Regions from separate parts of the Homo sapiens genome. Here region 1 is linked to region 2. A link is a loop called in an ENCODE intact Hi-C map of the cell type or tissue named here. Cell type or tissue: endothelial cell of umbilical vein. All regions are shown on one strand. Each heading gives the region's core, and the rest is flanking DNA. Links, peaks and the distances in the headings are about the cores only. Region 1 has its middle 39 kb from the start of KRABD4. Region 2 has its middle 26 kb from the start of LINC02595.

Region 1 (16,883 bases), core at 4,253-12,252, 580 kb after region 2:
GGAGAAAGAGAGAAGGGGGAGGTGCTACACACTTTTAAGCAACCAGATCTTGTGAGAACTCACTCACTATCAGGAAAACAACAAGAGGGCAATAGCCCCCATGATCCAATCACCTCCCACCAGGTCCCTCCTCCAACATTGGGAATTACAATTCCACATGAGATTTGGGTGGGGACACAAATCCAAACCATATCAATCATTTTTGCTGGCTCATTAACCATTGCTTTTACTAGCATGCATAGTATTTATAAAACCCCATTTAGATGGATGAGCATTTATCAAGTACCTATTCTATGCAAAATTCATGGGAGAAACAAAAAATAATGAAGATAAAATCCCTGTCAAGGAAAGACTGGCATATAAACAATTAGAACAATGACACAAATCTGACCTTGCCGCTCCCCTGATTAAAACTCTCAGATATCCCTCAGTTGCACTTGGGTTAAAATCTAAAATCCTGGCTGGGTGTGGTGGCTCACACCTGTAATCCCAGCACTTTAGAAAGCTGAGGTAGGCAGATACCTTGAGCCCAGGAGTTCCAGGCCAGCCTAAGCAACATGACAAAACTCCATCTCTACCAAAAAAAAAAAAAAAAATTAGATGGCCTTGGTGGCATGTGCCTGTAGTCCCAGCTACTCAGGAGGCTGAGGTGGGAGGATCACTAGGCCTGGGAGGTGGAGATTGCAGTAAACCAAGATCGCACCACTGCACTCCAGCCTGGGAGACAGATCAAGACACTGTCTCAAAAAAAAAAAAAAACCTAAAATCCTTACTGAGATCTTCAAGACCTTACATGTCCTGGCCTGTTCTTCCCCTCCAGTCCACACTTCCTTATAGGCCAGCCATGCTAGACACATGTCTTTTCAGATACAAGGCCTTCAAACCAGTGGTGTGCTGGTAAATGTTTAACAATGGGTTCTCCAGAAGAAAAATAAACAAACATGATTTGTGGCATTTGTCAATTTCCACAATGCAAATACTCACACTGTGATCAATTTCAAGTTACTAATGTCTACCAGATAACAAAATTGCTGAAAATTTAACAGTTGGCTCTTGATAGCAGGTTTGAGTCAGCTCCAACACACTACTGCTTCAAACATGTTATTTCTTCTGTTTGTTCCCTGTACGAGGTTGAATAGTGTTCCTCTAAATCACGTCCACTCAGAACCCCAGAATGTGACCTCATTTGGTGACTGCATGCCATGTATCTGAAAAAAATAAAATTTATTTCTTAAAAAGAATGTGACCTCATTTGGAAATAGCATCTTTGCAGACATAACTAATTAAGGATATCGAGATGAAATCATCTTAGATTTAGGGTGGGCCCTAAACCTAATAATTGATGTCCTTTTAAGAAGAGGAGAGGACACAGAGACGCACACACAGATAAGTAGGCCATGTGGAGACAGAGATTAAAATTATGCTGTCATAAATCAAGAAATGCCTGGAGCTACCAGGAGCTGGAAGAGGCCAGAAAGAATTCTTCTGCAGAGTCACAGAGAGCATGCATGGCCTTGCTGCACTGTGATTTCTGACTTCTAGCTGCCAGAACTGTGAAAGAATAAATTTCTTGTGTTTTAAGCCACTCAGTTTATGGTATTTTGTTACAGCAGCCTTGGGAAACTAATACATCCTCCAAATTTGATCTTAGAAAATCCCTTTTCATCCATCAAGCTTCAAGTTAAACATCATTTCCTCAGAGAAGCCATTCCTAACTAAATCAGATCCGCCCCCCCACCATCAAAAGTTACATTTCTGGGCTGGGCGCGGTGGCTCACACCTGTAATCCCAGCACTTTGGGAGGCCAAGGTGGGCGGATCACCTGACGTCTGGAGTTCAAGACCAGCCTGACTAACATGGAGAAACTCTGTCTCTACTAAAAATACAAAATTAGCCAGGAATGGTGGTGCGTGCCTGTAATCCCAGCTACTCGGGAGGCTGAAGCAGGAGAATCGCTTGAACCCAGGAGGCGGAGGTTGTGGTGAGCCGAGATTGCGCCATTGCACTCCAGCCTGGTCAATGAGAGTGAAACTCTGTCTCAAAAAAAAAAAGTTACATTTCTTTTTAGCCTGTGTTATACTTCATAACAAAATATGGGAAGATAAGTACATAGATAGATGGAATTTTTTTCCATGCCTTTTTTTTTTTTAACGTGTCATGTTTTACCCCACTTGACACGAGGGCAGGGAAGGGACCTGGATCTTCTTCAATGCATATTCCCAATCCTTATGGCAGAGTTCCTGTACTTAGTACTCTTTCTTTGTTCTCACTCTCTCCTGGGTCTCCTACATCACCATCTGCTCCTCTCAGTATCCTTTGCTGTTTCCCTTTCATCTCCCCAGCCATTAAACGTTAGAAGGTCCCACAGCTCAGTCTTCAGACTTCTTTTCTTCTCTATCCACATTTACTTCCTAGGTAATTTCATCTTGTTTCATGGCTTTAACTGCCATCTGTATGCTGACAAATCCCACATTTATATCTCCCCTAAACTATAGAATTGTCTATCCAAGATGCCTACTTGTAATCTCTGCCTCTGGGTCTGTTGGAGTGTTTTATTTCTTAGTCTCGATGCAAATTACAGGTGCAGTTGTTTTGTGAAAATTCGACAAGCACTTTTCTGCTAGAATGTGATATTTCAATTAAAAATTATTTTTAAAGTAAAAAAGTTATTAACAAGTCCCAAAGCAAAACTCCTAATCTTGCCCCCCTTGCCTGTTTCTTGCACCACCTACCCCATGTTGGTATCTGGAAACTCCATTTTTCCACCTACTCAAGGCAGAAACATTGGAGGCATCCTTGACTTCTGACACCCATGTCCAATCCATCAATTCTGCAATTATGTTCTTACTTCAAAATATATCTAGAATATAACCACTTCTTACCACTTCCCAGTGCAAAACATCATTCTCTTCTCCCTTCACCAGTCAACGGTCTATTCTCAGCACTGCAGCTCCATCACTCCTCGGCTGAACACCTCCCAATGACTTCACTTCCCACTCAGAGTAAAAATCCAAGTGCTTTTCAGAGCCTGATCCTATCCCCTTATGCTTTTCCCCTCACTCACTCCACATCACTGTCCTCCTTGCTACTCCTCAAGTGAGCCAAGCACGGTCTTTTGTATTGTTACTCCCTCTGCTTAGAATTCTCTTCCCCAAAATATCTGCCTAGCTCACACCCTCCCTTCCTTAAGGTTTCTGCTCAAATGTCACTTTCCCAGTGAGGCATCCTCCAACCACTCAATACAAAATAGTAACCCACTTCTCCCTGGCACTCGTTAACTCCCTTCCCTTGCTTTTTCTTCCTCCCAATACTTATTCATTTATTGTCATGTCCACCCACTAGAGTAATAACCTCCATGAGACTGGAGACTTTATCTGTTTTGTTCACTGTTCTATCTATCCCTAGGCTTAGACCAGTGCCTGGTACATAGTAGGTACTCAACAAATAAATGAACTCAGAGGGTAGAATTAACTAAGTGTTAGAATAGATGCCTGATGAAACACTCTTGAGAATATTGAAGAGGAAGGAATTTATTCTAGAACCTGTGAAGGGGTTAGAAATCAATAATACCTCACAAAGAAACTGATATTGAAACACAGTTATGGAAAATGAATAGGACTTTCATTCTTTGAGAAAGGATAAAGGACAGTCTGCAATTCCCATACAAGCAAAAATATTATTATTTAAAAATAAAATCCAAAAATAAATGAAAAGAAAAAGAGGAATCACCTCACCTCATATTATAAACCAGGACCTTTCCCCATCAACTGTGGGACTAGTTAAAAATATAGGGTAAAACTTTTGCTGGATTAAACAATCTCAAGTAATATGTCCTTCTTAACAGAATCTGTTTAAGAGTAAGGAATTCACTAACTTAACTGTTTGTTAAAATAAAAACATTAAAATTTCACCAGCAATGCCTCTTGAAATCCAGTTGATAAGCCCGCCTCAATCTGGTTTCAGTTTATTCTAAGCCTGTGCTTATAGGTATAGGAAAGCAAGTTTTTTGACTACTGGCTTGAATGGTAGTTTCTTATAATAAAACTAGGTTTACACAATGAAATTTCAAGAACATTTTTAAACAAGTCTATTCCACTAAGATAAGATTTCTAAACCTAACACTGTAAAAGCACACAAAAGTGACTTATTTAATTTTGTATGTGCTTCATGTGACATAACATGTATCACTTAATAACAGAGTGGCAAATGGAATTTCAACACTTCTTTGTTGTACTACTTTTTGTAAGAAAAGGAGCAAAATATTGTACTGAATGAATCTAAAGTAGAATTCATTCAACAAACGTATGGCATCAAAATTTGTTTGGTAAAAACAAAGGCAATCTTGCTCAAAAGACAAAGCTGTACATTCTGATATTCTAGTCTTGGTTTTGCCACTTATTGGATTGTGCAAGTCAGTGGGCCTCATTTGATCCACGCTATTTACAAAGTCAATTTCTGCTCTCATGTTGTATCTGTAGGAGGTAATGCATTTGGAATTAAATCAAGCCGTCATTACGGAAGCTTAAATGTTTTGAAATGCTAGTGCAAAAAAATCATACACTTTCCCAAGGTAATCTGAGATTCAAGAGGAAGTTATTTGAATTGGTACAGATTCTGATTTTGATATACCTATGGCCTTACACCATAGGTCATTGTTTCTCTGGCTATATTCTCCCTCCCACAATAAACCGTGGAATGTTCCCATCCATCATTCAAATTTTAAAATAATCAATTTATAAACCCAGTAAATAGGTTATGAACCTGAGAACCCCTATAAGTTCCAAATAAATGAAATGATACCAGCCTACACTCAATGAAGGCCAAATAAAATTATGAGCTTTCTGTTTTCTCCTGGTCTAGTCTCATGTGACAGCAGAGAGAAAGGGAAAGAAACCGAACAGTTTTTCATCATGTGCCCCTACCAATTCCCTTCCTAACTGGTGTCGAATCAAGCATAGGGGGGTATCATTCAAGGTGACACTTACTGATTCCCTTTCCTTCTGCTTAGGGGCCAGCACATGCAGCAGCCTGAAACCTGACCTCAGACACTGGTCTCCTATTTGACCCATGAACCTAGCCAGGGACAGTTCGGTTACACACATTCATGAATCGTGCGGCTATCGCTTTCCCTGTCACAGCTGGTTAACCTCGGGGAATTACCATGGGAACAGTCTTGTCCCACCAAGCACTCATGAGATCCAGCATAGATACTCTGTACCTGCCCCAATTGAATTTCTGGGAAAGTGTGTCTCTTTTCTCCCCCAGCCTCTGTCTCAGTGACAGAGACACTGAGTCTTTTTGTGTGCCCCCTATGGACCCTGAGTCTTGCACTTCTTTAATGAATTCCAAACCCAAGAAACTTATTTCCAAGCTTTCTAAGTGTTTAGATTTGAACTGGGATCTTTGAAACTTAGAGGTTTCCTCATTATATAGGGTTAGGAATTCCAAATATGTTAACCTGGGTGTATTACAGGGGTAACTCCAACACAGAGAAAAGGAGCTTCCTGGATGCCAGTGAACCCAGGGTCATGCCAATGGCTTTAGCATGCTACGGTCCCCTTCTAGAAATTCTAGTGTTGCTTCTAGAGAGCTGCCAGGGCAATAGAAGACCCTGACAATCTATGGTTCCCTGACATTGCCTGGGTCTGGAAATACTCGGCAAACTTGAAGTCTTTTGTTGTTTGAGTTAAGAATATGCTTGGAAAAGTGCATCATTCAGCTCTCAAACTAAGTGATGTAGGCTCTAAATAGCTCCCATGACAGTCTGTCTCAGAAAAGAATGCATTTCACAGAAATATTCAGGGACTCCATTTTTTAAAGAGTTCTTGTAAGCCAGTAAGAACTGAGCATATAAGATATTAGAAAAAAAAAAGGCATGGAAAAAGCTCCTTTAAAAGGCACTCCTGGAAACTTAATGTAATGCCCTTAAAAAATTACTGCCATCCACTGCAACCAAGGATTTGCTGGAGAAGAGGTCAGGCTTTGGGGGAACTTCAATTCATTTTAGAAACAAAACACAAACATCAATATCAGTGGCATAGATATTTACTTAAGCTCATTGGCATTAATTGGTATACCTTTACTGAGATTTAAATGCCCACAACAAATACTCAATGGCAGCTTTCTCAGCAAGTGGGACCAAGTAGATCTTTGGGAAACCAGCTACTGCTGTCACACTCAAGGCAATTCTGGAAGACTCTGTCAAAAACAGAGCACATTGGGCCAGGCCCTGTGGCTCACACCAGTAATCCCAGCACTGTGAGAGGCCAAGGCGGGTGGATCACTTGAGGTCAGGAGTTTGAGACCATCCTGGCCAACATGGTGAAACCCCATCTCTACTAAAAATACAAAAATTAGCTGGGCTTGGTGTGCGCACCTGTAATCCCAGCTACTCGGGAGGCTGAGGCAGGAGAATCATTTGAACCCGGGAGGTGGAGGTTGCAGTTAGCGGAGATCGCGCCACTGCACTCCAGCCTGTCTCAAAAAAAAAAAAAAAAAAAAAAAAAAGAGTGCATTGGTCAGGCCATATCTGAATTCACAGACTTTCACTGCTACCTGGATCAACAAGGTTTTTTAGAAATCAGAAACACAAATCCAGGTCAGGAGGAGAGTTCTTTGCCTATAAAGACAACTGTTTTTCCAACAACTGCAGGTCACCAGGGATGGTGGACGATGAAGGGCTATGAACTTCACTGGAATTTCACAGAGAAGACAGCAATCAAAATAATTTTCTTCTCCCACAACACAGACTTTGAGAGCACTATCTTGCTACTGACTCTTGGCTGGGTGGTGGCTCATGCCTGTAATCTCAGCACTTTGGGAGGCCGAGATGGGTGGATCACGAGGTCAGGAGATCGAGACCATCTCGGCCAACATGGTGAAACCACATCTCTACTTAAAAAATACAAAAATTAGCTGGGCATAGTGGCGTGCGCCTGTAGTCCCAGCTACTCAGGAGGCTGAGGCAAGAGAATCGCTTGAACCCGGGAGGCAGAGGTTGCAGTGAGCCAAGATCGCACCATTGTACTCCAGTCTGGTGACAGAGCGAGACTCCGTCAAAAAAAAAAAAGAACACTATCTTGCCACTGACTCTTAAAATGCTAGAGAAGTTGGGACAATAGTTCATGGGTAGGGATGAGGTTTGAGAGGACAAAAAGAAGATATGGGTACAGATAGCAGGACAAACAAACAAACAAAAAAAAGCATTACTTATTCCAGAAACCATGTTCACTTCTGTCAGGTTTCTCAACTCCAAAGCTAAGCATGTGAAAATTCATTCAAAAGTAGAAAATGACCTATTCCCCACAAGATCATAAATTCCAGGAAATGCCAGGCGCTTTGATTATTATGGCCCATATGCCACAAATTCATTAAAACACAGACCTGTTTAAGTTACAGGAAGCACAGCTTTGTGGAATGAGCACCAGACTGAGTTCTGGCTTGACTGTTCTCTTTTAAGTGATGCTAGGCGATTTGCTTAATCTTTCTCTGAATTCTAACTCTCCAACTGTAAGGAGAAAGAGAGACAGCGGAGAGAAGAAGGCAGGAAAAACTTTCTCCATTTCTCTTGCTTATCATTGAAGGATTCTGTGAGAATTGACGAATAGTATCCTTAGAACACTGAGAGGCTTCTGGAAGCCATTCACATCTTAATGCCACTAACAGCTGCTGCTGATGTGAAGGCATCTTTCAGAGCCGCACGCATGGAGCTTGGTGCATATCCCCATGGGACCCCACAGTGCCTGGGATATCCACAGAGGTTCATACTACACACTTCCTTCTTCAGCAAGTCCCACTTGTAAATGATGGTTCATTGGTATTCTCTGATGTTCCTTGTGTAGGAGGTAGAAGCTGACTGCTTATTTTTAAAATAATTTCTTAAGAGAGATTAAAAAAAAATCAAAGCATTTTAACTGGGGAAAGGAAGGGAAAGGAAACATCTCATTCAGGGATAAATGAATTGATTCATTTGCTCACTCCACAAACTTTTCTGGAGCAGCTCCAATGTGCCAGAAACTCTGCTGGCCTCTACGGATTCAAGGCCGAATGAGGCAGGGCTCTGAGCACAGGGAGCTTGTGGTTTCATGGGAGAGGAAGATGACCAAGCCTGTGATCCTAACAATGTGCTGAGGATAAGACCATGTGCTTACAAGAGCCCATTTTGGCTATATCTAAACTGTTGTGGGGTTTCTAGAAGAGCATGTCATGAGCTGGATTGGAAAGACATATAGGAATTAGACTGAGAAGAAGGAAAGGGTATTCCAGGCAGAAGGACGAGCATCTGCAAACATAGGCATGAAATAGCTTTCCTACATAGAGAAATGGTAAATGAGATGATGTATGAGGATTGCTTAAGAAAGAGTGGGCATTCAACAAATGTTGAAATGAATAGGCAGGGGGCATCAGTGAGAGGCCTAAAGAGCCAGGCAGCTGGTGGTGCCAGCCTAAGTGCCTCACCTCATCCATGAGGCCCTGATTAGGGCTGATTAGGCTGTTAGGGGAAGAGGGAGGAGGGATGGAGTGGTATACCCAGGATCGCAATCTTGCCACACCTGTGCTCACCTTCCATCCTCAAAATTCCATTTGCAGTTTCTGCTGCAGCACCACACAGGTAAAGAGAAAGTGACTGTGTCGGATATGCTTTTCTCAGAATCACTGATTTGACAAGGTGCTTGTCTCTAAATTCATGACTGTAGAACTGCAGAAAATGTGTAGGACTGCTAGACAATGTGAACACTCTTAGCTAAAGAGATACAGCCTTCCCTGGATACCGTGGTCTGAGATCTTAGAGAATGTGTTTTGGTAAGTTGGAGCAGTTATCTTCCAAAAAACACTAAGGATAACCAACGTTTACTAAGCTATCATTAGATGCCAGGCCCTATGATTGTCAGAGGATATCCTGATAGCTAAGAAATGACCTGTGAGAAACTAGCCATTAGAAACACAAAAAGAGCAAGCCCTTGCCAACTTCTGATTAGCACGTGAGATTTCTTTGTTAGTATTTTAAAGATATTCATTTCCCCCAGTTCGGCAATATGGAAGAGACATTTAGACTAAAGAATAAACGTGGAAAATCTTTTAGCACAAATTTCTGGAGCTCAAGCTTGGAAAAGCAGGTGTCTGCTGCCCCCATGTGGCCACAGTCATCTTTTGCTTTCAGCAGTCACATGAAAGTGCATTTCATACACCAACCACGTAGAAGTGTAAAATTAAGACTTTTGGTGGAAAAGACTACAGTCTTGTGTAAGAGTTTTCTCCTTTTCCATGTCTCCAGGGAAATTCTATGATAAAAACTGAAAAATTAAAAAATTTCTCCGGAACGGCCTAGGAGATCCCAGTGGTAAACTCTGGTTTCTCCTTGTTAAATTGAAGGCCTTTGTCTTGGCATTCTGAACTCCATGAATTTCTGAAATGTACAAACTCTTAAAACAGTTCATTTCCAGGAATTCAGTAAACCAATTCTGGAAGCTATTTCAACTAAAGTCTTATCCATGCGCTGTGACAATTGTGAAGAATTTCAACCAAATTTCAAATTGGTAATTTTCAGGTCTTTTTCAACTATCCTCTCCACCCTACACACACTCCTTAAAAATCTGTCATGTAATAATCTTAGCCAAGCAAATACATTTGTTCTTCTCTACACATAGGCTAACAACTACTCAATCAAATTCTTCCCCCATATTTATTTGCCTTTTCTGGAACATTTACTTTATTCTCTTCACACCACAAATTCCTTCTACTATAAGAAATTTCTACCCAGAAATTAATGTTTTCTGCAAGGAGTTCCCAGACTCCACTCAGAAAACTTTGTCAAGCCAATGATTTCAGCATCTTCCACTTGGAGGAAAAAAAAAAAAAACAGGGACACAAATAGAAAGAGAGAAAGAGAGAGAATGACCAGGAAGCCTTTATTATTTACATATTTGCACATAAACTATTCAGAAGCAAGAATCGCATGTAGTCTTTCTAATTTTGCCTTCTCTTACATTATATATATATATATAATATATATATATTTTTAAAATTATTATTATACTTTAAGTTTTAGGATACATGTGCACAATGTGCAGGTTTGTAACATATGTATACATGTGCCATGTTGGTGTGCTGCACCCATTAACTCGTCATTTAGCATTAGGTATATCTCCCAATGCTATCTCCCTCCCCCCTCCCCCCACCCCACAACAAGCCCCAGTGTGTGATGTTCCCCTTCCTGTGTCCATGTGTTCTCATTGTTCAATTCCCACCTATGAGTGAGAACATGTGGTGTTTGGTTTTTTGTCCTTGTGATAGTTTGCTGAGAATGATGGTTTCCAGCTTCACCCATGTCCCTACAAAGGACATGAACTCATCATTTTTTATGGCTGCATAGTATTCCATGGTGTATATGTGCCACATTTTCTTAATCCAGTCTGTCATTGTTGGACATTTGGGTTGGTTCCAAGTCTTTGCTATTGTGAATAGTGCCGCAATAAACGTATGTGTGCATATGTCTTTATAGCAGCATGATTTATAATCCTTTGGGTATATACCCAGTAATGGGATGGCTGGGTCAAATGGTATATCTAGTTCTAGATCCCTGAGGAATCGCCACACTGACTTCCACAATGGTTGAACTAGTTTACAGTCCCACCAACAGTGTAAAAATGTTCCTATTTCTCCACATCCTTTCCAGCACCTGTTGTTTCCTGACTTTTTAATGATCGCCATTCTAACTGGTGTGAGATGGTATCTCATTGTGGTTTTGATTTGCATTTCTCTGATGGCCAGTGATGATGAGCATTTTTTCATGTGTCTTTTGGCTGCATAAATGTCTTCTTTTGAGAAGTGCCTGTTCATATCCTTCACCCACTTTTTGATGGGGTTGTTTGTTTTTTTCTTGTAAATTTGAGTTCATTGTAGATTCTGGATATTAGCCCTTTGTCAGATGAGTAGCTTGCAAAAATTTTCTCCCATTCTGTAGGTTGCCTGTTCACTCTGATGGTGGTTTCTTTTGCTGTGCAGAAGCTCTTTAGTTTAATTAGATCCCATTTGTCAATTTTGGCTTTCGTTGCCATTGCTTTTGGTGTTTTAGACATGAAGTCCTTGCCCATGCCTGTGTCCTGAATGGTATAGCCTAGGTTTTCTTCTAGGGTTTTTATAGTTTTAGGTCTAACATGTAAGTCTTTAATCCATCATGAATTAATTTTTGTATAAGGTGTAAGGAAGGGATCCAGTTTCAGCTTTCTACATATAACCAGCTAGTTTTCCCAGCACCATTTATTAAATAGGGAATCCTTTCCCCATTGCTTGTTTTTCTCAGGTTTGTCAAAGATCAGATAGTTGTAGATATGCGGCATTATTTCTGAGGGCTCTGTTCTGTTCCATTGCTCTTTATCTCTGTTTTGGTACCAGTACCATGCTGTTTTGGTTACTGTAGCCTTGTAGTATAGTAGTTTGAAGTCAGGTAGCATGATGCCTCCAGCTTTGTTCTTTTGGCTTAGGATTGACTTGGCGATGCGGGCTCTTTTTTGGTTCCATATGAACTTTAAAGTAGTTTTTTCCAATTCTGTGAAGAAAGTCATTGGTAGCTTGATGGGGATGGCAATGAATCTATAAATTACCTTGGGCAGTATGGCCATTTTCACGATATTGATTCTTCCTACCCATGAGCATGGAATTTCTTCCATTTGTTTGTATCCTCTTTTATTTCACTGAGCAGTGGTTTGTAGTTCTCCTTGAAGAGGTCCTTCACATCCCTTGTAAGTTGGATTCCTAGGTATTTTATTCTCTTTGACGCAACTGTGAATGGGAGTTCACTTATGATTTGGCTCTCTGTTTGTCTGTTATTGGTGTATAAGAATGCTTGTGATTTTTGCACATTGATTTTGTATCCTGAGACTTTGCTGAAGTTGCTTATCAGCTTAAGGAGATTTTGGGCTGAGACAATGGGGTTTTCTAGATATACAATCATGTCATCTGCAAACAGGGACAATTTGACTTCCTCTTTTCCTAATTGAATGCCCTTTATTTCCTTCTCCTGCATGATTGCCCTGGCCAGAACTTCCAACACTATGTTGAATAGGAGTGGTGAGAGAGGGTATCCCTGTCTTGTGCCAGTTTTCAAAGGGAATGCTTCCAGTTTTGGCCCATTCAGTATGATATTGGCTGTGGGTTTGTCATAGATAACCCTTATTATTTTGAGATATGTCCCATCAATACCTAATTTATTGAGAGTTTTTAGCATGAAGGGTTGTTGAATTTTGTCAAAGGCCTTTTCTGCATCTATTGAGATAATCATGTGGTTTTTGTCTTTGGTTCTGTTTATATGCTGGATTACGTTTATTGATTTTCGTATGTTGAACCAGCCTTGCATCCCAGGGATGAAGCCCACTTGATCATGGTGGATAAGCTTTTTGATGTGTTGCTGGATTTGGTTTGCCAGTATTTTATTGAGGATTTTTGCATCAATGTTCATCAAGGATATTGGTCTAAAATTCTCTTTTTTTGTTGTGTCTCTGCCCGGCTTTGGTATCAGGATGATGCTGGCGTCATAAAATGAGTTAGGGAGGATTCCCTCTTTTTCTATTGATTGAAATACTTTCAGAAGGAATGGTACCAGCTCCTCCTTGTACCTCTGGTAGAATTCGGCTGTGAATCCATCTGGTCCTGGACTTTTTTTGGTTGGTAAGCTATTAATTATTGCCTCAATTTCAGAGCCTGTTATTGGTCTATTCAAAGATTCAACTTCTTCCTCGTTTAGTCTTGGGAGGGCGTATGTGTCCAGGAATCTATCCATTTCTTCTAGATTTTCTAGTTTATTTACATAGAGGTGTTTATAGTATTCTCTGATGGTAGTTTGGATTTCTGTGGGATCAGTGGTGATATCCCCTTTGTCATTTTTTATTGCGTCTATTTGATTCTTCTCTCTTTTCTTCTTTATTAGTCTTGCTAGCGGTCTATCAATTTTGTTGATCTTTTCAAAAAACCAGCTCCTGGATTCATTGATTTTTTGAAGGGTTTTTTGTGTCTCTATTTCCTTCAGTTCTGCTCTAATCTTAGTTATTTCTTGCCTTCTGCTAGCTTTTGAATGCGTTTGCTCTTGCTTCTCTAGTTCTTTTAATTGTGATGTTAGGGTGTCAATTTTAGATCTTTCCTGCTTTCTCTTGTGGGCATTTAGTGCTATAAATTTCCCTCTACACACTGCTTTGAATGTGTCCCAGAGATTCTGGTATGTTGTGTCTTTGTCCTCGTTGGTTTCAAACAACATCTTTATTTCTGCCTTCATTTCGTTATGTACCCAGTAGTCATTCAGGAGCAGGTGGTTCAGTTTCCAAGTAGTTGAGTGGTTTTGAGTGCGTTTCTTAATCCTGAGTTCTAGTTTGATTGCACTGTGGTCTGAGAGACAGTTTGTTATAATTTCTGTTCTTTTACATTTGCTGAGGAGTGCTTTACTTCCAACTATGTGGCCAATTTTGGAATAGGTGTGGTGTGGTGCTGAAAAGAATGCATATTCTGTTGATTTTGGATGGAGAGTTCTGTAGATGTCTATTAGGTCCACTTGGTGCAGAGGTGAGTTGAATTCCTGGATATCCTTGTTAACTTTCTGTCTCATTGATCTGTCTAATGTTGACAGTGGGGTGTTAAAGTCTCCCATTATTATTGTGTGGGAGTCTAAGTCACTTTGTAGGTCTCTAAGGACTTGCTTTATGAATCTGGGTGCTTCTGTATTGGGTGCATATATATTTAGGATAGTTAGCTCTTCTTGTTGAATTGATCCCTTTACCATTATGTAATGGCCTTCTTTGTCTCTTTTGTTCTTTGTTGGTTTAAAGTCTGTTTTATCAGAGACTAGGATTGCAACCCCTGCCTTTTTTTGTTTTCCATTTGCTTGGTAGATCTTCCTCCATCCCTTTATTTTAAGCCTATGTGTGTCTCTGCACATGAGATGGGTTTCCTGAATACAGCACACTGATGGGTCTTGAATCTTTATCCAATTTGCTAGTCTGTGTCTTCTAATTGGAGCATTAACCCATTTACATTTAAGGTTAGTATTGTTATGTGTGAATTTGATCCTGTCATTATGATGTTAGCTGGTTATTTTGCTCATTAGTTGATGCAGTTTCTTCCTAGCCTTTATGGTCTTTACAATTTGGCATGTTTTTGCAGTGGCTGGTACCGGTTGTTCCTTTCCATGTTTAGTGCTTCCTTCTGGAGCTCTTTTAGGGCAGGCCTGGTGGTGACAAAATCTCTCAGCTTTTGCTTGTCTGTAAAGTATTTTGTTTCTCCTTCACTTATGAAGCTTAGTTTGGCTGGATATGAAATTCTGGGTTGAAAATTCTTTTCTTTAAGAATGTTGAATATTGGCCCCCACTCTCTTCTGGCTTGTAGAGTGTCTGCTGAGAAATCAGCTGTTAGTCTGATGGGCTTCCCTTTGTGGGTAACCCGACCTTTCTCTCTGGCTGCCCTTAACATTTTTTCCTTTATTTCAACTTTGGTGAATCTGACAATTATGTGTCTTGGAGTTGCTCTTCTTGAGGAGTGTCTTTGTGGCATTCTCTGTATTTCCTGAATTTGAATGTTGGCCTGCCTTGCTAGATTGGGGAAGTTCTCCTGGATAATATCCTGCAGAGTGTTTTCCAACTTGGTTCCATTCTTCCTGTCACTTTCAGGTACACCAATTAGACATAGATTTGGTCTTTTCACATAGTCCCATATTTCTTGGAGGCTTTGTTTGTTTCTTTTTATTCTTTTTTCTCTAAACTTCTCTTCATGCTTCATTTCATTCATTTCATCTTCCATCACTGATACCCTTTCTTCCAGTTGATCACATCAGTTACTGAGGCTTGTGCTTTCGTCACGTAGTTCTCATGCCGTGGTTTTCAGCTCCATCAGGTCTTTAAGGGCTTCTCTGCATTTGTTATTCTAGTTGTCCATTCGTCTAATTTTTTTTCAAAGTTTTTAACTTCTTTGCCATTGGTTCGAACTTCCTCCTTTAGCTCGGAGTAGTTTGATCTTCTGAAGTCTTCCTCTCTCAACTCATCAAAGTCATTCTCCATCCAGTTTTGTTCTGTTGCTGGTAAGGAGCTGTGTTCCTTTGGAGGAGGAGAGGCACTCTGATTTTTAGAGTTTCCGGTTTTTCTGCTCTGTTTTTTCCCCGATCTTTGTGGTTTTATCTACCTTTGGTCTTTGATGATGGTGATGTACAGATGGGTTTTTGGTGTGGATGTCCTTTCTGTTTGTTAGTTTTCCTTCTAACTGTCAGGACCCTCAGCTGCAGGTCTGTTGGAGTTTACTGGAGGTCCACTCCAGACCCTGTTTGCCTGGGTATCAGCAGTGGTGGCTGCAGAACAGCGGATATTGGTGAACCGCAAATGCCGCTGCCTGATCGCTCCTCTGGAAATTTTGTCTCAGAGGAGTACCCGGCCGTGTGAGGTGTCAGTCTGCCCCTACTGGAGGTTGCCTCCCAGTTAGGCTACTCGGGGGTCAGGGACCAACTTGAGGAGGCAGTCTGCCCGTTCTCAGATCTTAAGCTGCATGCTGGGAGAACCACTACTCTCTTCAAAGCTGTCAGACTGGGACATTTAAGTCTGCAGAGGTTATTGCTGTCTTTTGTTTGTCTGTGCCCTGTCCCCAGAGGTGGAGCCTACAGAGGCAGGCAGGCCTCCTTGAGCTGTGGTGGGCTCCACCAACTTCGAGCTTCCTGGCTGCTTTGTTTACCTACTCAAGCCTGAGCAATGGCGGGCACCCCTCCCCCAGCCTCGCTGCCACCTTGCAGTTTGATCTCAGACTGCTGTGCTAGCAATAAGCAAGGCTCCGTGGGCGTAGGACCCTCCGAGCCAGGTGTGGGTTATAATCTCCTGGTGTGCCATTTGATAAGCCCGTTGGAAAAGCACAGTATTAGGGTGGGAGTGACCCGATTTTCCAGGTGCTGTCTGTCACCCCTTTCTTTGACTAGGAAAGGGAATTCCCTGACCCCTTGTGCTTCCTGGGTGAGGCGATGCCTCGCCCTGCTTCGGCTCATGCACGGTGCGCTGCACCCACTGTCCTGCACCCACTGTCCGGCACTCCCCAGTGAGATGAACCTGGTACCTCAGTTGGAAATGCAGAAATCACCCGTCTTCTGTGTCGCTCATGCTGGGAGCTGTAGACTGGAGCTGTTCCTATTCGGCCATCTTGGCTCCACCCCACCATATATATATATATATATATATATATATATATATATATATATATACACTTAATAATGACAGGAGGGTTCAGAACACCATCTTTTCCAAGAATTATGGATTTTGAGATTAGGAATGAAACATAATGAGCAAAAAAAACCATAGCATATTGAATATATGTCTTTAAATAAAATTAACTCAAAACATTACATTTATTTGCAGATGTGTCTGTCTTCTCTGTTAAATGCCAGGCACCTCGCACCTTGTGAGTAAGAATCATGCCTGCTTTGACTTTTTTAAAAAACAGATCTATTGATGAATAATTCATATGCCACAAAATTCTCCTATTTCAAGTATACAATTTAATGATTTTTAGTGAATTTATAGAGTTGAGAAATTACCAACTCAATCCAGTTTAAGAATATTTCTGGCCGGGCATGGTGGCTCATGCCTGTAATCCCAGCACTTTGGAAGGCCGAGGCCGGTGGATCACCTGAGGTCAGGAGTTCGAGACCAGCCTGACCAACATGGAGAAACCCTGTCTCCATTAAAAATACAAAATTAGCTGGGCATGCTGGCGCATGCCTGTAATCCCAGCTACTTGGAAGATTGAGGCAGGAGAATCGCTTGAACCCGGGAGGTGGAGGTTGCAGTGAGCTGAGATCACACCATTGCACTCCAGCCTAGGCAACAAGAACGAAACTCCATCTCAAAAAAAAATAATATTTCCATCAC
Region 2 (16,883 bases), core at 3,020-11,019:
TATGTATTTTAGAAAATGAGAATAGCTTAAAAAGCTCAGTTCCTATCTCAAGACATTAAGAAAAGCAAAATAAACCTAAAGAAAATAAAAAGAAGGAAATAATAAGAGCAGAAATGAAATAGAAAATGAGGATAAAATAAAGATGATCAACAAAGGCATAAGTAGGCCATTTGAGAGGATTAATATGCCAAATCTTTGATGAAGACTGATGAATAAAACAGAGATAAAGATACATAACTGCACATTGTAAAGATAATCAAAAAGCATATTTCAATCAACTTTATATCAAAAAGTTTTAAATTTTGGACAAATTGGGTAAATTCTCAAGAATGTACAACTTAACTGTCACAAAAAATGTAAAATCTGAATAGTCCTATAAGAAACTGAATCAGGCCATGTGCAGTGGCTCACGCGTGTAATCCCAGCACTTTGGGAGGCCAAGGCAGGCGGATCACGAGGTCAGGGGTTCGAGACCAGCCTGGCCAACATGGTGAAACCCCGTCTCTACTAAAAATACAAAAATAGCTGGTCATGGTGGTCCACGCCTGTAATCCTAGCTACTCAGGAGGCTGAGGCAGGAGAACTGCTTGAACGTGGGAGGTGGAGGCTGCAGTGAGCTGAGATCGCGCCACTGCACTCCAGCCTGGGCGACAGAGCGAGACTCTGTCTCAGAAAAAAAAAGAAACTGAATCAGTAGGCCAAGCGCAGTGGCTCATGCCTGTAATTCCAGCACTTTGGGAGGCCGAGGCGGGCAGATCACTTGAGGTCAGGAGTTCCAGACTAGCCTGGTCAATATGGTGAAACCCTGTCTCACCTAAAAAAATCAGGTGGGCATGGTGGTGGGTGCCTGTAATCCCAGCTACTTGGGAGGCTGAGGCAGAAGAATCACTTGAACCTGGGAGGTGGAGGTTGTAGTGAGCCGAGATCTCACCACTGCACTCCAGCCTGGGCAACTGAGTGAGACTCTGTCTCAAAAAAAAAAAAAAAAGAAAGAAACTGAATTAGTAATTTAGAATCTTCCTATAGTAAAAAAGTAAACTGTATGTCCAGATGGCTTCACCAACAAGTTCTAAGGAAACAATAACACTCCACACAAAGACTTGAGAATAAATTATACAAACACTGTCAGAGAACAGGAGCAAAGGGCACCTTTCCTAGCTTAGAGTTTAGAATGTGTTCAGTACAAAAACACAACTAGAACTGAACAAGAACTGAAAACTATAGGCCAATCTCATTCACGATCACTTATGCAAAAATCTTCAAGAAAATAGTAGCACATCAAATTCACATTTTAAAAGGATAATACACCCTGATCAAACTGGAGTTATTTTATTTCATTTTTTTTTTGAGATGGAGTCTCGCTGTGTCACCCAGGCTGGAGTGCAGTGGACTGACCCCAGCTCACTGCAACCTCCGCCTCCCAGGTTCAAACAATTCTCCTGCCTCAGCCTCCCGAGTAGCTGGGATTACAGACCTGCACTACCATGCCCAGATAATTTTCATATTTTTAGTAGAGACGGGGTTTCACCATGTTGGCCAGGCTGGTCTCAAACTCCTGGCCTCAAGTGATCTGCCCACCTCAGCCTCCCAAAGTGCTGGGATTATAGACGTGAGCCACCATGTCCAGCCTCAAACTGGATTTAAACCAGGATTCCACACTTTAAATTTTTGACTGACATTAAAAGTCAGTCAGTGTAACTTACCATATTAACATATTTAAGGAGGATACTCATATTCTCATCTCAACAGATGTGGAAGAAGTGACATAAGCAAACAGAAGGGAAGTTCCCACTCTGAAAAGAGATACATATCAAAAGCCTGTAATAAATTCCATACATCAAAAGCATTCCCTTTTAGAAAGGGGAATCACACAGGATGCCTACCATCATCTCTTCTACTCAACATTGTACTAGAGGTCCTGGCCATTGCAGTAAGGCAAGAAAAAGAAGGAAGAAAAAAATGATATTATTTACGGATGAGAAGGTTGTGTTCATAGAAAAATCAAAGGAATTACTATTACCACTATTACTACAATTTTAAAGGGTTTATCAAGATTGCTGAATATATTAATGTGCAAAAATAAAATTTTTATTTATCAGCAATTGTTAGAAATAAAATGTTGAAAGACATGCCATTTTGTTAACATCAACATAGAACAAGTACCTGAAATAAATTTAATAAAATATGTGAAATATGTTACTGGATATACCGAGCAAATAAAGCCAGACACAATCTATTTATAGAAAGCTCAACAACAAGCAAAACTATACAATTTAGAGATAGGTAGCAAAATTTAAAAACAAAACAAGGAAGTGATTTTTCATAAAGTCAGGATACCTTTGGGAGAAATGCATAATGATTGGAAGGAGAAGCAGGGGGCTTCTGGGCCCTGGCATGTTGTATTTGTTGACTTCAGTGGTGGTTAGACAGGGCTCATTTACAACATTTCTTTCAGGTATACATTGTTTACATCACACTTATATTTCATAAATGTGCATACATGCATTAGAATTTTTTTTTTTTTTTTGAGACCGAGTCTTTCTCTGTTGCCCAGGCTGGAGTGCAGTGGCGCGATCTCGGCTCACTGCAAGCTCCGCCTCCCGGGTTCACGCCATTCTCCTGCCTCAGCCTCCCGAGTAGCTGAGACTGCAGGCGCCCACCACCACACCCGGCTAATTTTTGGTACTTTTAGTAGAGACGAGGTTTCACCGTGTTAGCTAGGATGGTCTCGGATCTCCTGACCTCGTGATCCACCTGCCTCGGCCTCCCAAAGTGCTGGGATTACAGGCGTGAGCCACCGCGCCCGGCCTCAGAAAAATTTTTAAATTCCCAAGCAGCAGCTACAAAACAGGGGAATCCATATGGTAACTGCATCTTTTAAGACGTAAGGATAATTAATTTGAAATAATCACTTGATGAAATGCCTTTATTAAATATCATATCTTTAAAAAGACAGAGAACTAACAGACGGTCTTCTTACCAAGACAGCTAAAACCATGGGTTTTAAAGTCAGAAAATTTGGGTTTCAATTTTGCTCCACCACTTTCTAGAAATGCAGTCTTCAGAAAGTGTTTTAGCTAAGTCTACTTTTCTCTACTGCAGAATGAGAGTTCTACTTAACTCATGAGGCTCAGAGAAGACACATCTAAAGTGTCTTATCATAGAAATAAAGTGGGAATCGCTTTTGTAATGATCACGACTGTAACCAGAAGGTGGGCACCTTCCCACTTTTATGAATAAGTCCACAATCTTGAACTGACACAAAAAGTTCTAAGCAAAGGCATTCCCAGCCATTTGGTTAATAAAAACTGACCATCAGGAACAATATCACTTGAATTATTAAATGGTGACAAGTTTTACAGAACTCACAATAAATTACATTTAACGCATTCAAAAAATATGGCTTTACTAGGCTGTTCTAATATTTTTTCTCTGAAAGAATCCCTCTTACATACATATGACCACAGTATAACTTTTACATAAAAATAATAAACAAACTTCACAGGCTGAGAACATTAAGGATATATTAATATACGTCACTCATCAATAGCGATCATTCATCACATTAGTCCACATGTATTCAAACACACAGATATTCACCATGACAACATGAGCTGCCCACAAGCTCTTATTCTCCCAGTCCACCTCAGTCCTATGCATTCACAGGACAAGCAACCAAAGGTCATGGAGGATCCACTCAGTGTTTGAGAAACAGTGTAATAAGATGGAAAAAGAACATATCTAAGAGACAAACAAATCTGCTTTCAAACCCTGGCTATGCCACTTCCTAAGTAGGTATCCTCTTGAAGCCTCAGCATCCCAAGTTGTCCACCTGGAATAAAACCAACCTCACAGGACTGTTTTACAGAAACTCTTCACTGCAGAATGCTGGGGCCGTCATTCTCCTGAGTGAAGCAACCTCAAATACCCCATTCCACCAGACTGGGCTTATTTCCTCACAAAGATTGATTCCTTGCTAAGTGTTTTGTAACAAGTGGCTAATACAACCATTATTAAGACATCTCCTGAAGTATGTGGGTTAGAATCCCAGAAACTCAGAGAGCTAGAAAAGAGCTCTGAGACCACCAAGATGTAACAGACTCTCTGCTGATCCACCTAAACTTACATGTTTTTCTATCATTTTGCAGATCAGTACAAGGTAGTTAACTGTTAAAGATTTGGTCCGCATCAGCCAGGCTCACTGGCTCACGCCTGTAATCCCAGCACTTTGGGAGGCGGAGGTGGGTGAATCACCTGAGGTCAGGAGTTCAACACCAGCCTGGCTAACATGGTGAAACCCCGTCTCTACTAAAAAAAAAAAAAAAAAAAAATTAGCTGGGCATGGTGGCACACAGCTACTCGGGAGGCTGAGACAGGAGAATCGGAGGCAGAGGCTGCAGTGAGCCAAGATCATGCTGCTGCACTCCAGCCTGGGCTATAGAACAAGACTCCATCTCAAAAAAAAACAAAAGAGATTTGGTCCATATGAAGAATACATGATTTCAAAATTCAAATTAATACAAATCCAACATGAAGAATACATGATTTCAAAATTCAAATTAATACAAATCCATCATTTCGGGTCAGACATCTCAAGGGCAAACAATTCATTGCTTATTAAGAAATATGCATGGACTCTCCAGAATTGTCCTGCCAGAACAACACTGCTTCCTTAGTTAATCTGTCTGACTCAGTCACTCACATTCAATTTCCCTTAAGTATGGCTTTAAATCTAAGGTTGAGAATTTCAGCAGTCAAACTGAATATTGATTCTTTTTATTGCAATCAAGTTTCCAATTTTCCAATTTTTGTTCACCCACAGGGTGGCTGGATATCCTACAGCAGCAGTTGGCAAACTTTTTCTACAAAAGGTCAGAGAGTAAATATTTTTGGTTTTGTTAGCCATATGGTCTCTGTTGCAACTATTCAATTCTGCCCTTGAAAGACAAAAGCGATCACAGACAATATATAAATAAACGAATGTGGATGTTTTCTAATAAAACTTTATTGACAGAAGCAAGCGTCCAGGCCAGATTTGGCCTACCCAAAGGTCTTTGTTTGCCTGCCCCTGCCACAGAACAGTGCTTCTCAAACTTTAATGCACATCTGACTCACACACAGGTATCTTGTTAAACTGCAGATTCTAATTCAGTGGATCTGGAGTGGGGCCTCAGATTCTGTATTTCTAACAAGCTCCCAGGTCATGCTGATGTTGCTAGTCCAAGGACTACACTTTAAGTAAGAGTCTAAAAGAATAGTTGCACATTACCATCATATAGGTAGTTTAAACACACACACACACACATACACACACACAAATGCCTATACCCCACCTTGGATCAATTGAATGAGAATTTGAGGAACACAGTCATTTACATTTTGTAAAAACTTCTCCAGATGGTTCTAATGTGCACTTAGGACTGACATTACCAAATTAGAAGAAAAGATGGTAAAGAAACACATTTGTCAGTACTTTGTAATCAAAAGATGGCTTTAATAATTATATGGTACTTTTCCTATCCTGCTGAAAAGAGAAAGAAAAGTTGGGTGAAGAACAACACAAAAGATTAGGCTGTATTTAAAAAATTTAATGATTAAGGGAGTTATTTGATATAAGTGAATTAAAGACATATAATCAACTTCTCTAGAGAACCATATTTCATGTTTGAGCATATTTGGGAATTGTCATGTTAAGAAATTACATGAGGCTGGGTGTTGTGGCTCATGCCTGTAATCCTAGCACTTTGGGAGGCCGAGGCAGGCAGATCACCTGAGGTCAGGAGTTCAAGACCAGCCTGGCCAACATGGTGAAACCCCATCTCTACTAAAAATACAAAAATTAGCCGGGAGTGGTGGCGGGCACCTGTAATCCCAGCTACTGGGGAGGCTGAAGCAGGAGAATCGCTTGAACCTGGGAGGCGGAGGCTGCAGTGAACGGGGATGGCCCCACTGCACTCCAGCCTGGGCAACAGAGCAAGACTCTGTCTCAAAAAAAAAAAAAAAAAAAAGAAAAAGAAATGACATGACATTGCTTTCTTCTCAGCACTCTGCAATTTCTCAACATTCTATCCAAACTAAACAGTGCATTAGAAAGTTACTCAAAATGTAATGTTTTAAATCATAAAGGAAAGCATTCTTAATAAAAAGTAGCAAATAGAATTATGATTTTTGTTCTGTATTGTCTGCTTTGTGAAAAATATATTTCTACCCAAATTCCAGGGATTCTTACTTTATTTTCCAAATTTTTCCTATAAAAAATAAGTTACTACTATAGCAATATTTTCCCTCCCTGATTTTATTTCCCGCTCATTTATTCTAGTTTTCTGCACATAGCAACCACAGAAATCTCTGTTATAAGCTGCTTATAGCACTAGAATCCTTGGCAACATTCAGGAATGAATATATCTTAAAACTATGAGAACAATTAGCTGAATACCATAGTTTCAAATATCTCTAAAGTGCTATTTCTGCTGAATCTATCCCAGATCTGTCAATTCTTATGAGTAATACATCTCTCTTTATCCTCATCCAGGCAGACTAGTGAAGGCTGCAGCAGAATAAACTGGTTCATAAGTTTGCTCATTATTACTGTGTTTTAGAGCTAAAGACATGAATTCCCTGCATGTATAGCTGAACTACTGATTATTTAGTATGTATGTATATATTTTATTTCCCAACAAAAGCGGCAAATAATGGGATAATCTTTATTCAGATTTTGAGAATGTTTTAGTCTGTAGGTAAGAATTTAGCTGTTAGCATCATAGCTATTTGAATCAATGGAATATTGGTGGGCTGCTGTGCTTTATCAACATATTTTACCTAGAAATAAGCAGAAATTAAGACAATGAATGTGACTCTTTGCATAAGGTTCTCCTGTTTGTTGACAAATTTGTAAGTGAGTGATGGATTAACATCTACCCCAAAAAACCTCATCACATTTAGGCACAGAAAGGGCCAGTAAAGATACAATCACAGCCTCTTCTCTTAAACTCCTTCAATAATGAGGCTTACCAGAATCAAGATTAATCATACACATCCATGTGTGCACATGGATACATATAGAGATATGTATGTGTACCTATTATTTTAAAGCATATATATAACCATATACAGCAAAGTATGAAAAATACTGCATTAGCTAAAATATAATTAAGACTATCCCCAAAAAGCCCTAATGAGTCATTTCTTTATTCTTTTTTAAAAGTTTCCTCTTAAGCCCATATATAGAGAAGGCACGGGGGAGGTTGATAATCAGTAGAATGAGGAATTTTTTCCACGTTGTATTCACCAGCAGGTTGTTCCAGTCTAATGATTCATGACCTCTTAGGTATATGATGGGACAGCTTGCTCTTGGCAGGGTTTGGCATGAGTCACTCCATAGCAGATTCACGGTCCTCGATGACCAAACCATGCAGTTTGCCCATGAAGGGCTCACAGCCCACCACAAGGCGGCACCCCAGGGAAGGAAGAGCCTAAGGTTGGAAGGTTCCAGTGAAAAATACACACTGCGCTGTATGAGGGAAGTGGCATGCATCAACATGATATATAAAAACACACAATTCACTGATGAAATACTGCATTTGTGTAGTAATGTCAGCATCTGATGACAGTATTATCTTCAGTACTTTGAAAAGGATTGGTTGAAGGGGCAAAATTAATTTGACCTGTGATTAGGGCCCTAAGGCAATCTGGAAGATTGATGTAATCTGGAAGAAGATAACAATCTATTAAATGTTAGACTGACTGTTTTTTTCTCTTTAAAAAAAATCAAGATTCTTCAGATACTTTTCTCAATTTCACACAAATACAAAAAGTTACCCTTTATTATTGATACCAGGGCGCTAAAGTTATTCCATAAGGGCCAGAGAGTAAAGGTTTAAGCTGTGCAGGCCATATAGTGATCTCTGTCACTCTGACATTGACGTCATGAAAGTAGCCATAGACAATTAGGTAAATAAATGGACGTGGCTGTGTTTCAATAAAATTTTATTTATAAACACAGGCACAGATTCGGCCCCACAGGCCATAGTTTGCCCTAAACCCAGGCAAACATCTTACGTTGAGTTGACTAGGCATCTGAGAATTTGGAGAGAATTTTCAGGCCAGGTGCGGTGGCTCACACCTGTAATCCCAACACTTCGGGAGGCCGAGGTGGGCGGATCACGAGGTCAGGAGTTCGAGACCAGCCTGGCCAACATGGTAAAACCTCGTATCTACTAAAAATACAAAAATTAGCTGGGTGTGGTGGTGCATGCCTGTAATCCCAGCTACTCGGGAGGCTGAGGCAGGAGAATCGCTTGAACCCAGGAGGCGGAGGCTGCAGTGAGCTGAGATCGCACCATTGCACTACAGCCTGGGCAACAGAGTGAGACTCCGTCTCAAAAAAGTAATAATAATTTTAGTGCCCACACCACGCTTCCAGTGAGTTAGGTCCTCTGACACATAATCTATACATAAGGAAACTCAAGAACACAATTACTATCAAGTAATAGGGACATGTAGCAAAAAGAGTATTTATTAATAGTTCAAGAATTACCATTTTGTTTCAAAGATTCTATCTTAGTCTGCTTTCTATTGCTTATAATAGAATATCTGAAACTGGTTAATTTATAAAGAAAAGGAATTTATTTCTTACAGTTATGGAAGCTGAGAAGTCCAACGTCAAGAGTCTGCATCTGGTGAGGGTCTTCTCTCTGGTGGGGACTCTCTGCAGAGTCCCAAGGCAGCATAGAGCATCATATGATGATGGGCATTTTAGCTCAGGTCATTCTTCCTCTTCTTATAAAGCCACAAGTCCCACTCCCCTGATAACTCATTAATCCATTAAGCCACTGATCCATTAACCCACGAACCCATTAATCCATGAATGGATTAATCCATTCATGAAGGCAGAACCCCCATGACTCCAATCACCTCTTAAAGGCCCCACCTCTCAATACTGTCACATTCTTGGAGGGGACATTCAACTCATAGCAGACTCTAAATGTTGCATCTTAGATTACTTATAATACTGTTGGAGTTTGATCTCCTAAGATCAAAATAAGACTTCTCGAATTCAAATAAACCAAATAAAATGTCATGGACCAACAGCTTTTGCATCAAGATTAAACCTTGTAGGTAAAATAACATTTTCTTAGAAGTTCAAAGAAGAAAAACCACACTTCTAAATTATTACTGTTCTAACTATGCCTGTTTTTAAATACTGTATACACTATAGAAAACTCTTTGTTTTCTTAAGACAGAGTCTTGCTCTGTCGCCCAGGCTGGAGTGCAGTGGTGCAATCTCGGCTCACTGCAGCCTCGACTTCTCGGGTTCAAGCCATATGCCTCCCTCAGCCCCTGAGTAGCTGTGACTACAGGCGTGTGCCACCACGCTTGGCTAACATTTGTATTTTGTGTAGAGATGGGCTTTCACCACATTGCCCAGGCTGGTCTCGAACTCCTGAGCTCAAGCAATCTGCCTGCTTTGGCCTCCCAAAGTGCTAGGATTATAGGCATGAGCCACCACACCCAGCCAGAAAATAGTTTTTAAAACTGTAAATATTATTGATTTATTCATTATGGTCAAATTAAAAGGGAAATAATAATTCAAAAAGAAAACGAATCCATTTCTTTTCTTTTAAAACATCCATTTCTCCAAAAGTTTCCTAAGGACTACCTACATCATTGTTGTTCAAAGTTTAATGTACATCTAATGTCCTGGGGATGTTGTTAAAGTGTAGAATTTGATTCAGTAGCTCTGAGATGGGGCCCAAGATACTGCATCCCACTTTGGGATGTGAGGCCAGGAATTTTAAATTATCTCCCCAGTAATGATGTACTTTTTAAAGGACTGAAGAATAATCATCCACAAATTCAGCCTATATTTACTTTAATGATCCACAGCATTGTGTATATTCGTGTTAAAACTCAAGAAAAGTCAAGTTCCATCCAAACAGCAGGACCAAAATAGCACATTTAGTACCATGGTAAAATTACATCTTTAAAGGGAACTAGCATTTGCTGGCAGCCTATTTATTTTGCAAGGCAATGTGCACCATGCTTTCCATACATCATTTCTTTTAATCCTTCCATTTCAGTGGAGGCAACTAAAGACAGAGTCCCTGCCTAAGGTCAGAATCTGGATTCAACAGAAATCAGCCTGTCTCTACCTGCTATTTTTGCTTCTTTCTATTTTTATGTTCTATCTTATCATCTCATCTCCCTCCAGGTAGTAGATAGGATTATTATTCCCAACTATTCTTCCCTCCCTCCTTATAATAGGAGGAAGCATCCCTGCTCATTGTCACGGGGGAGAAGTGTACGTCCCCACTTCATTGACTTTGGCCCTATGACACACTTTGACCAATAAAATGTGTGCAGATATGACACTGACTACCTCCAAGCAGAAGTTTTAACTGAGTTTCACAGTTGGAATAGGCCCGCTTGTTTTCCTGGTCTCCACCAATGGCACATCCCAGATAGAAACTGTTCTTTCAGCATTACTTTTAACAAGAGAAACTTAGAAATAGCCTATTGTCTATAACAGATAATAATGACAAAGACAGTTAACATGGAAAAATACATAATGTAAAATGAAAAAAGTATAATATGGTTATGATTACACCTGTGGTAAACTGCAACACACATATGCACCGGGGAAAAAAGACTGAAAGGAAATATATACCAAAATATAATCAAGATTTTGTTAGAATTATGATTCATTTTTGTCTTCTTCCCTAAGTGTTACAGTGTCACATTGCTTCAATAATATACAAATTCCTCTGCGACTTTCAAAATTCAAGGCAAGACTTCTTTTTTTGTTGTTTTTGAGACAGAGTTTTGCTCTTGTTGCCCAGGCTGGAGCGCAATGGCGCGATCTCGGCTCACCACAACCTCTGCCTCCTGGGTTCAAGCCATTCTCCTGCCTCAGCCTCCAGAGTAGCTGGGATTACAGGCATGTGCCACCACGCCCGGCTAATTTTGTATTTTTTGTAGAGATGGGGTTTCACCATGTTAGCCAGGTTGGTCCCCAACTCCTGGTCCCCAACTCTTTACGTGCAGTAAAACCTCACGGTCATCAGGAGCAGCATGACCTGGTGTAATTTAACCACTCCATGCCTGTTTCCTCGCCCCACAAAAGGATTTAATAATATATAGGTGGCTCAGGCCTGTAATCCCAGCACTTCGGGAGGCCGTGGCAGGTGGACCATGTGAGGTCAGGAGTTTGAGACCAGCCTGGCCAACATGGCAAAACCCCGTCTCTACCAAAAATACAAAAATTAGCCAGGCATGGTGGCACACACTTGTAATCCCAGCTACTCAGGAGACTGAGGCACAAGATTCGCTTGAACCCAGCAGACGGAGGTTGCAGGGAGGCCGAGGCTGCAGTGAGCCTAGATCACGCCACTGCACTCCAGCCTGGATGACAAGAGCAAAACTCCGTATAAAAAAAAAAAAAGAAAAAAGAAAAAAAAGAAATACATCAATGAAGCATTAACCAAAGACAATGTTCAAGGCAATTTAAGACCCCCCAGCAGTCCATGGACTCAGCTAATAAGGCAATCCTACAGCAGAGACCACTTTTGAGGAGCTTCATGATTACACTGATCCCACCCAGATAATCCAGGATAATTTCCCTATTTTAAAGTCAGCTGAGTAGCAGCCTTAATTCCATTTCCAAATCTTAATTCCCCTTTGCCATATAACATGCTCACAGGTTCCAGGGATTAGGATACATAGACATCTTTGGAGGGTGTCTTAGCCCATTTTGTCTTACTCCATTTTGTATTGCTATAAAAAAAAACAAAACAAAACCTGAGACAAGGCAATTTATAAAGAAGAGGTTTTCTTAGCTCACAGCTCTGCAGGCTAAAAAGTTCAAGGGCATGGCCCTGGCTTCCGGCAATGGCTTTCATGCTACATCACAACATGGCAGAGAAGGTCAAAAAGGAAAGAGACACTTGTGAAGACAGAAAACCTGAGGGGCGTCCTGGCTTTATAACAACCCACTCACTCAGGAGCTAATCCATTCTCCGTGGGAACTAATCCAGTCTAGGGAGAGCAACAACTCGCTACTGTGAAAACAGCACCAACCCATTCATGAAGGATCCACCCCTATGATCCAAACACCTCCCATTAATTAGGCCCCACCTCTAACACTGGGGAACAAACTTCAGCTTAAGTTTTGCTGGGGAGAAACCATATCCAAACCACAGCAGAGAGCCATTATTCTACCTATCACACTGTGCTACTTCATATAAAATAATTTAATATTTAATAAACTGGCTAATACCATAGATTCCCATAACAACATACACCATGAAGTCGTTTCTGATCTTATACTTTTCTCTTCCCTGTGGCTAATCAACATTCAGTCTCTTAAAGCAGTACTTATCTATAGAAGTGTACTTAAATGAATGATTGTTCTCTCTCATTTATTCAGCACTGACGGAGGGTTAAGTCCCATAGAAATAAATCAGACACAGTCTCTGCCACAAGGCACTCACCCACTAGAGGCAGGAACAAAATGGAGAGGATGAAGTGAAATCCCAGCACTGATATCAGGGCTACTAGAGGGACCTTTAAAGTTCTGTGGAGCTGTAACTGAGGTTGCTGGTGAAGACTTCTCTGAAGAGTGCATTTGGGCTGAATGTTTATGGAAGAAAAGAGAAGCAAGGGGCTGAAGCCTTAAGATTCAACATGGTGTCAAGGGTGTGAGGAAGCAGCCCACCATGCTGGTGATCACAGATGGCGGCTGAGTAGGGAGTTGACTACAGGTTGATGCTGAATTCTACTGGAGAATAGCATCACTTAAAAAACTAGAAAGGGAAGAGGAATCCAGCCTAGATCCTGAGAAGAAAGGATCATATAGGCTAAAAGAAGAAGAAAAAGTACCCAGAAACTGGCAGCAAGTTAAAAACAGACAGGTGTCATTGAGAAACAGCCACTGGAGTCCACCGTTAGGTCATTGATGAGCAAAAGCCAGATCAGCGTCCCTAAGGGAGGCCAGGAAACAAATTGCAACAAACTGGGGAGTTAAGGGGACAAGAGAAGGCAGGGAACAGAAAGAAATAAGAAGAGTAACAAGAGGAAGGTGGAGGACAAGAAGGCAGGGGATGACAGAGAGGAAGGGGAGAGTCAGGAGGGAGGGAAGGAACTTTCCTGAGCTACTACCAAGCACCAGTCCCTGTACTTGTACATTACCATATAAGGAATTAATCGAAGTTGAAAAAGCTATGAGTCTTCTTACCAGTTTCCTTTTCAATAGTCAAGTATTGAAAAGAAGCGGTATGTAGGATGAAGTAAACAGTCTTACAAGTTTGGACACATTTGTAGACCAAGAAGAACCAACAGAAAGGGAGAGCAAGACAAAATAGGTCATAGACAGAATGACTGTTAGATTAGGTCCCAGAGGAGGCAAAAATGGGTGGGAATCAAGAGCACAGGTAGGGGATTGGTTTTGGGTGAGAGACAGAGGACCCTCTTCTCTGAAGTGGGTAGAGGTGCTATACCATCCAAATGGAAGGAGAGGGCTGTGAAATAGGAGGGAAGTGAAAGATATCAGTGGGGATAGGGAGAAGGAAAATAGAGAATCCCAAAGTTTGAAAGCAAAAGAAATCTCCTTCATTATTTTGGTACTTGATCAAAATTATAGTCCTAATTATACAAATCAGAGTTTAAGCAAAACTCTTTGTGGTTATACCTTGAAGCAGCTCTGTTAACTTAGGTAAGTCAGTTAAACTTCATAAGCTACAACTTAAAAGAGGGGAATTTGGTGATTCTAGTGTCCCTTCCAGCTCTACATTTCAATGGCTCCAAGGACAGAGCTCAAACCCTAACCATAGTGTCAGCTTACCTACCAAAAACAAACAAAAACAGTCATATGGGAACAAAACTCAAGGTGAACGTAATTTAAATACCTTTGGGTCATTTTCGCATCTTGCTTTTGAGAGTGACAGCCACAACAGATGGTTACTGCTGACAAGGGCTGCATCATTAGTCCTAATGATAATCGATGTTTTTATAGCCCTTTACTATTTATAAAGAGCCTTCACACATGAAATGTTTTATTGGCTTCCCCAAACACCCACATGAGATAGGTAAAGCTACTGTACTATTTATTCTATCCACTTTCTAGTTGAGGAAACTGAGGCTTATAGTTGATGACTTGCCCAAGGCACCAAAGCAGACAGTGCCTATGACTCGAATTCAGGTACTCCAGATTCAAAAATCACTATTTCATTTTTATTTGTTTACATGCCGTTTAGTGCTCTTTACACACAACTCCTTGCTTCTTCATTAGGTTGGAAATAGAAAATTTTAAAGAGTTAAAAGAAATTTGCATACTTTCATTCTTTTAATTGATCCTGGCAATACAGTTTGTTGAAACGCATGTATAACCTTAATTTCCAAGTGATAAATGACTGATTGGAATCCAAAGGGCAGAGATAGCATTAGGATTCAAGTATTTCAATGTTCTCATTCTCGGGATGAGTGAACAGAGGCCTCACTGGCAAATGGCTTGTGGAAGCAGAGCCAACACTAGAACTCAGGGCCTCCATCAACCCTGGGGCTTTCGGCACTGGCCAAGTCTTACACAGCTTCAAACAAAAGTTAACGGAATTGCTCCTTAACAATGAAATGGTTCAGATTTAAATAATTTGGGGAGCTCATTCTCTTGTTTTTACATGTGCAAACCATATGGACACTGCCTATTAGTGGTACTAGAATTCTCTGGAGCAAATTCTCTTCTCAAATGGGAGGGTTTGTAATGACAGTCATGCCTCATTTTACTACATGAGAAGTAAATGGATCCAATAAGGAATCCATCTGAGGGAGCTTTAAAGCAACTGAAACTGCCTCCATTACCATCTTCTACCTACAAAGTGTTTTCTAGACAAATTAAAATTTGAAAAACTTAAAAAATGCAATGAAAATATTTTGAAGACAACCATATTGTCTAAGTATTCCCATTTTCCTCCTTTGAAAATATTGTAATGAGTCAGCAGGTGCTTACTACCAAAATTACTTTTTATCATGAAGCTAAAAAACGTTTAATGTTTAAACAGAAGACTCCATGAGAATAGATGAGAACATGCAAATGCTGCATATTATGAAGTTACAGATCCCATCTTACATGTTGCATGGAGAAAAATCTCTGAGGCTTCCATTAGACTATAAGGGACTCAAAAACAAGAATGCCAGAGGAAGGGAACGCTGCTGAGGTGAGCTGATAGTCTGATTTCCTTTCCTCCGGGGAATTGAGAACTCTGAGCTCATCCTAATGAGACTTGTGAAGAGAAGGGATTTCTGCTGGGAGAAAGAGAACCAGCAAAGCTTTATGGTGAATACACAAAAGCTGATGTGACAGATGGGAACTATTCCCGTTTACTCAGTTCTGGGGAAAGAGAGTGAGATATTAGGCTAAGGGTTTCTAGAAGGCAGAGTGAAATCTCCTACAGTTTCATAGTGCTTTGGAGACAGCATTTTAGGAGAGTAGGAGTGTTCCCTCAAATACATAACCAGTTTTACCCTCAAACAGTTGCAAGAATTTGAAATTCTGGGAGCAGGAGGTTAAACTCAAGACCTCCAAAGGGCAGGACTGAATCTTCCACAGTTTTGCATCTTCCACAGTTTTGCAGGACTAAGAAAACAAAGGTCTTCCAGGCTTTTGATCAAAGTCCAGGAGAGCCATGCCTGAGAAGCACAGACAAGCATAGCTGGATTGAGTCTTCATAAAACTGCAATCTGGCCTTAACTTAGCTTAATTCTCAATGGAGTGAAAGTGTTCAGTCCTTCACTGCATTTACCTAACAAAGTAAAGAGGAGAAATTTTCTCTGGAGGAAGATATAATCTAGAGTTAGTAAGGTTCTTTTGGACATTATAATGCCCAACATAAAATTAAATAAGTATGAGACCTGAGAACTGCAAGAAAATGTAACCAATATTCAAGAGAAAAATAAGAAAGATGCAGATTCACAGATGATCCAGATATTGGATTTAGATGAGACCTTTAAAATAACATGATTAATTGATTTAAAAAGTAAGAATAAAAACAGGAAATGGGTGAAAAGAGAAATTCACCAGAAATTTCAACAGAGAACTAGAAAGTAGCTTTAAAAAAGAATCAAATGGACATCCTAGAAAAAAAAATCTGAAATTAAGAAAAAATACAGTTATCCGAAATTAATCCACTGAATGGGTTTAATGGCAGACTGGACACAGCAAAACACAAGATTAGTAAACTGAATATAGAGGCTAATGAAAAATATCCATTATTAAAAGCCAAATAGAAAAAGGGGGAAAAAAGAAGCAGATCCTAAGAAATACCAAAGGGTCTCATGTCCTTGTAAATTGGAGAACCAGAAGGAGGGGAAAGACAGAATACGGCAGAATCAAACGAGATGATGGCTAAGAGTTTTCCAATACTGATAAAAGACATCAACCTTCAGAATCAAGCTCACCAGCCCAAAGCAGGATGGATATACAAGGAAATCAGAGTTGGACTTGTGAGTGTCAAATGCTTAGTACAAAAATATGGCAAAAACTGAGGAAGTCATATAGTAGCAGCAAACTGAGTCCAATACAACTTAGCCTCCTCTCCTTGGAAAGGTTATGATTGAGAACAGTGACTGGGGACTCACCCTAACACAATAATAAAATGTTACACTGTAGCAGGGTTGTAGTCACTCTGCTCTTGACCAAGTACAGAAAACCCCACAATAACATAAACTTGAATATGCAGATGGTCCATGGTTCCACTTACGATTTTTCTACTTTACGATGGTGCAAAAGTGATACATATTCAAGAGAAACCATACCTGGAGTACTCAAATAGGCATTGTTTTTTCACTTTCACTACAGTATTTGATATGTTACATGAGATATTCAACACTTTACT

Evidence for each region. Peaks named below come from ENCODE experiments on the same cell type or tissue, not always from the same donor. Only the 100,000 strongest peaks of a DNase experiment are listed, where the experiment ranks them.
Region 1: a loop joins it to region 2, with 14 times the contacts of the local background. A loop is called at or near these places in 4 of 110 quality-filtered maps.

Annotation. Positions count from the first base shown.
Region 1 is chrX:46,399,871-46,416,753 of GRCh38, forward strand. No RefSeq gene overlaps it. Among named protein-coding and RNA genes, the nearest start is that of KRABD4, 39 kb to the right of the region's middle. In endothelial cell of umbilical vein, for the core only: a CTCF peak has its summit at 9,144 (motif pointing left); a DNase peak (open chromatin) is centred at 9,041.
Region 2 is chrX:45,817,307-45,834,189 of GRCh38, forward strand. No RefSeq gene overlaps it. Among named protein-coding and RNA genes, the nearest start is that of LINC02595, 26 kb to the right of the region's middle. In endothelial cell of umbilical vein, for the core only: a CTCF peak has its summit at 7,448 (motif pointing right); a DNase peak (open chromatin) is centred at 7,375; H3K27ac peaks cover 661 bases.